Linked DNA regions of Homo sapiens: region 2 is linked to region 1. The links are chromatin loops, found by intact Hi-C in ENCODE. Cell type or tissue: Calu3. All regions are shown on one strand. Links, peaks and the distances in the headings refer to the core of each region. The heading gives the core; the rest is flanking DNA. Region 1 overlaps WDR87 (WD repeat domain 87). Region 2 overlaps SIPA1L3 (signal induced proliferation associated 1 like 3).

Evidence for each region. Hi-C counts contacts between places; a loop is a spot of excess contacts. Peaks named below come from ENCODE experiments on the same cell type or tissue, not always from the same donor. Only the 100,000 strongest peaks of a DNase experiment are listed, where the experiment ranks them.
Region 2: it touches region 1 in a loop (6-fold over the local background); 86 of 110 quality-filtered maps call a loop at or near these places.

Annotation. Positions count from the first base shown.
Region 1 is chr19:37,901,106-37,903,912 of GRCh38, forward strand. The region is part of intron 1 of WDR87 (WD repeat domain 87); the gene reads right to left. Among named protein-coding and RNA genes, the nearest start is that of WDR87, 4.1 kb to the right of the region's middle. In Calu3, for the core only: a CTCF peak has its summit at 1,677 (motif pointing right); a DNase peak (open chromatin) is centred at 1,696.
Region 2 is chr19:38,078,734-38,081,540 of GRCh38, forward strand. It overlaps SIPA1L3 (signal induced proliferation associated 1 like 3), which reads left to right. Exons shown (of 22, transcript NM_015073.3): 3 at 2,523-2,807. Among named protein-coding and RNA genes, the nearest start is that of SNORD152, 83 kb to the right of the region's middle. RefSeq lists an enhancer at 2,713-2,807. In Calu3, for the core only: no CTCF peak of the experiment used is centred there; a DNase peak (open chromatin) is centred at 1,498.

The sequences.
Region 1 (2,807 bases), core at 306-2,805:
GCCAGCCTGGGTGACAGAGCAAAATCCTGTCTTAAAAAAAAAAAAGGCCAGGTGCGGTGGCTCACGCCTGTAATCCCAGCACTTTGGGAGGCTGAGGTGGGTGGATCATGAGGTCAGGAGTTCAAAACCAGCTTGGCCAACATGGTAAAACCCTGTCTCTACTAAAAATACAAAAATTAGCCAGGCATGGTGGCGGGCGCCTGTAATCCCAGCTACTCAGGAGCCTGAGGCAGAGAATTGCTTTGAACCCAGGAGGCGGAAGTTGCAGTGAGCCGAGATTGCAGCACTGCATTCCAGCCTGGGTGATAGGGCGAGACTCCATCTCAAAAACAAAACAAAACAACACCAAAAAACCCAAACAACAACCACAACTCAGAGTTACCCCACTGGCCCCTTCTTGTGGCCCTGGAGCTGCTGAGAGAGTAGTCGTTTGTAACAAATTTGCAGTCACTGCCATCACTTCCCATATTCCAAATAGCTCCACTGGGTCCCACTTCTCTTGACCGGCCTACAGAGAGCAAATGGTTGGGACTATTTGGGGGAATATTTCTAGGTGATGAGTGAGAAGGAGGACTTTCAAACCCCAAATCTCTATGTTTATTTAATTTTATGTGGTTTTTTTTTTTGAGACAGGGTCTCGCTCTGTTGCCCGGGCTGGAGTGCAGTAGTAGAGTCACAGTTCACTGCAGCCTCAAACCCCTGGGCTCAAGCAATCCTCCTGCCTCAGCCTACCGAGTAACTGGGACCACAGGCACACACCCCCATGCCTGGCTAATTTTTTAAAAACTTTTTGTAGATACAGGGTCTCCCTATGTTGCTTAGGTGGTCTCGAACTCCTGGGCTCAAGCGATCCACCTGCCTCAGCCTCCCAAAGTGCTGGGATTACAGGTATGAGACACTGCACCTGGCCCTCTATGTTTATTTATTTATTTATTTATTTATTTATTTATTTGCCACTCTTTCCCACACCATAGACCAGTTTCCTTGGGTTAGCCTCAGAGGATGACATTTGACTCCCTAATCCCAGTACCTGTCCTTAAAAGCAAGTTTGTAGTGAGCTCCAGATGCTTTAATCCCAACAGTCTTGTTTAATATCTTTTATTTCTTTTTCCTTTTTTATTTTTTTTGAGACAGAGTCTCACTCTGTCACCCAGGCTGGAGTGCCGTGGCACTATCTTGGCTCACTGCAACCCCTGCCTCTGGAGTTCAAGTGATTCTCCTGCCTCAGCCTCCTGAGTAGCTGGGATTACAGGCATGCACCACCATGCCCAGCTAATTTTGTATTTTTTTTTAGTAGAGATGGGGTTTTACCATGTTGGCCAGGCTGGTCTCGAACTTCTGACCTCAGGTCATCTGCCCGCCTCAGCCTCCCAAAGTGCTGGGATTACAGGCGTGAGCCACCATGCCCGGCTGATTGTTTAATATCTTAACACAAAGATAATCTAATGGGAGAATTCAAGCTCTGTGGCCAATTTAGCGTGAAGGGTATTTGGGACCAACGCATGTTATTCCTGCTGACTGTGGAGACAAACCAGGTCCATGACTGGGTGTTGACACTGGAACTATATTCCTTTTCTTAGCACCAGTCCACTGTAAGGTACAGCATTAGTTGGTGGCCTGAGGAAAGGCAAACCTCCCACGAGCTTTGCCTTGTTAAAGAGAGTTGACTCTAGGGGGCGCTGCACTCCACGACACGGTCAGGCCCCTGGGCTCCCTTTGGCTCACTTGTTGGCTCCAATGTGCTCTGTTACAGGTGAGTGTGAGGGGATCCAGGCAGGTTTCTTGCTCCCTAGAGCTTATAGTCATCAAAGAAGAGATATAAAATGGATTACAGTGGGAAATTCTAGGTGATGGGTTATATTATCCTTTAGAACTTTTCTGCAACTTTTAATTTCCTCAAATTAAATTGCAAATTAAATTCAGTTTTAAGAAGGAAAAGTATGAAGTGCTTTGAGTACATATAACGAGGAGACCTGGCCACCCAAAAGGAAGGTGATGAGTGCGCCACACTGTGAGACAGGGCCCTGCATGGATTATATAACCTTGCAGGTGGTCTCACATTTGGGCACAGGGGTGCAGAAAGTCCAGCTGATATCAGAAGGGCCTAATTAGTTGACTGTAAAGTCAGAGGGGCAACCTAGGCTTACTTGGTTCTTTGAATGACATTACTGATAAGGAGCCCAAGTTTGTCCCCAGGGCCTGGGAGTGCTACTCTGGCCTTCAGGTGGCTGCATAGCTAGGGCTGGGGGTGGAATGCATTTAACTTTCTTAATGGGAATAAATAGTTTTCCAGGCTGACAAACATACATTAACAGGGTGGGCTAGTTTCTGTTGGATGGAAGAGTTACCCTGGATCCCTGAGAAGTAACGACAGTATCCAGGATTAATTAGGTTGTAAAGTAGTAACCAGGAGTTTTACATATCTTTTAATTCTTATTTATTTTGAGACAGGGCCTCACTCTCACCCAGGCTGGAGTGCAGTGGCATGATCATGGCTCACTGCAGCCTCAACCACTCCGGCTCAAGTGATCCTTCTGCCTTAGCCTCCTGAGTAGTTGGGACTACAGGCTAGTGCTACCACACCTGGCTAATTTTTGTACTTTTTGTAGAGATGGGGTTTCACCATGTTGCCCAGGCTGGTCTCAAACTCCTGGCCTCAAAGAATCCACTTGCCTCAGCCTCCCAAAGTGTTGGGATTACTACAGGTGTCAGCCACCACACCCAGCCAATTTGGTTTAATTCTTACAATTATTCTAACGACTTAGCTATTATCCTCCCTGTAATTAAACAACCTTTTTTGTTTTTTG
Region 2 (2,807 bases), core at 291-2,790, 180 kb after region 1:
GTGCGTGGCCCAAAGCAGCACTCCACTGCCCTGAGCAAAATCAGTTCCGTTGGCAGGAGGGAGCGGGCACGGCTGCTGGGCAGTCAACAGCTTCCATCACAGACGGCGACCCACTTTCCCCTTCCTCTCCAGCAGGATTTTCATCTTCTAGAAGTTCAAGGTGGAGACAAAGGGAAGTGACCCCGCAGGGTGTTTTATATGCTGGACAGAAGCACAGACTCCCTTCCCCAGGGGCCTGCAAATCAGGAGGTACTTACACCTCCAATTAGGCAGAGGCCATCTGTTCACTCATATGTATAATACTAAACGAACGTCCTGGACGTTCTAGATGGCTCACGCCTGTAATCCCAGCACTTTGGGAGGCCAAGGCAGGCGGATCATGAGGTCAGGAGATCGAGACCATCCTGGCTAACACGGTGAAACCCTGTCTCTACTAAAAATACAAAAAAATTAGCCAGGTATGGTGGCAGGCACCTGTAGTCCCAGCTACTCAGGAGGCTGAGGCAGGAGAATGGCGTGAACCCAGGAGGCGGAGCTTGCAGTGAGCCGAGATCGCGCCACTGTACTCCAGCCTGGGCAACAGAGCGAGACTCCGTCTCAACTGTTCTAGGCACTGGGAATGCATCAGTGAACAACACAGACATCCCTGCCATTCTGGAGCCAACATTTGAGTGGTGGACCTAGCCAGTAGACAGAACGAACAACTGCTAAGAAAAATTGGAAGAAAGTAGAGTGGGTAATTAAGAAAGGCTTCCAGAAGACCGGGCTTCTCTGTCTCTATAGGGTGATTTGGGAAGGTTTTTGTGTTTGTTTTTGTTTTTGGGGATTTTTTTTTTTTTTTGAGATAGGATCTCGCTTTGTTGCCCAGGCTGGAGTGCAGTGGTGTGATCGTGGCTCATGCAATCTCAACCTCCCGGGTTCGAGTGATCCTTTTACCTCAGCCCCCTGAGTAGCTGGGACTACAGGCACATGCCACCATGCCTGGCTAATTTTTGTATTTTTAGTAGAGATGGGGTTTTGCCATGTTGGCCAGGCTGGTCTTGAGCTGCTGGGCTCAAGTGATCCACCCGCCTTGGCCTCCCAAAGTGCTGGGACTGCAGGTGTGAGCCACCGTGCCCAGCCGGAAGTCCCCATGGAAGAACTGACATCATGGGAAGGAACCAGCCCCAAGAAGGACTGAGGAAGGATATCAGATGTCCTGGATAAGGTTTGGTGCATCAGAACAGAAAAGAAGGCCAGTATGATCAGAGCTTAGTCAGGGATGGGGAGAGACATGGAAGCCAGATCCTGCGGGGCTTGTGGAGCAGGGGAAGGAGTTTGGATGGTGTTTTAATGCAGTAAGTAGTCACTGGGGAGATCTCAGTGAAAAAGTGATGGGCTCTGATTTACCCAGTCATAGTCTGCAGTAACCACATGGATTTCTAGAGACATTCCTTCTGCAGCTTTCCTCCCCAAACTCCACTGGTGCTCATGTTGACTCATCTGTCATTTTCACTTCCTTTCTGGCAGAGTAGCTGAGCTGAGCAAACAACAGAGCAGGTGGACAATAGTCTGGCCTCTGCATGAAGCCACCAGTTCACAGGAAATACAGGGGGCAGAGGAACATGTTAAGTGGCACCTCAGGGATCCTGAAAGTGGGGAAATCCACAGGACAGGTGACCCCTTTCCTTCAACAAGTAAAGAGCATCAAAATAAAGGAAGGTGGCCATTGTAGAGTAGAGGAGACTTGAGAAAATACCTGCATAAGCAGAGGATGATTTCGAACAAACCAGCTCACAAAAGACACCTGCGAGACAATGATGGGAAATGTAATGCAGGCAGGGTAGTGCATGACATTAAAGAATTCTTGTTAATGTAGATGAGTATGATAATGTTACTGTGATTTTTTTTTTTAAATCTTATGTACTAGAGATACAAGCTAAAATATTTATGGGTGAAATGACCTGATGTCTGGCCAGGTATGGTGGTTCATGCCTGTAATCCCAGCACTTTGGGAGGCTGAGGCGGGCGGGGATTGCCTGAGGCCAGGAGTTTGAGACCAGTTTGGCCAATATGACAAAACCCCGTCTCTACTAAAAATAAGAAAAATTAGCCGGGCATGGTAGCACATGCTGGAATTCCAGCTACTTGGGAGGCTGAGGCAGGAGAATCATTCGAACCTTCGAGGTGGATGTTGCAATGAGCCAAGCACATGCCACTGCACTCCAGCCTGGGTGACAGAGCGAGACTCTGTCTCAAAAAAAAAAAAAAATGATGTCTGGGGTTTACTCTAAAACATTCTATCAGAAACAAAGAAGGTCACAAGGCTGGGTGAATAGATGAAATGGGAATGGAAAATAGTTAGTGGTTGTTGGAGCTGATGGGTGACTCAGTCTCCTCTCTGCTTTTGAGTATGTTTGCAAATTTCCATAATAAAAAGATTTTTTAAATGAGTAAGGCTGTCAAGAAAAGTCACATGTCCCACTTTCTGGGAGCAGTAACACGGCCATCGCAGCTCATATTTTCCTTTTCTTCCATTTCAGCATGGCGAGGACAACATCCTTGCTGCCTCCAGCTGGCGGGCGACCACAGCTACTGCCTGCTCTGCGCTACTGAGCCACTCGGTCTGGAGCCCCCAGGACAGCACCTGCTTCCTGAGGTTGTCCTGGCTCAGCTGTGCACAGCGATGGTGGAGAACTGGACTCCACAGGCTCACAACCTTCCTGTCAGGTTTCAGGGCCCAGCATCCTTCATCCTGGGCCTGGCTGCCCTGAACAATGGCTGAGGGCTGGGGGACCCCATAGAGTGACACCACAGCGTACGGGGCC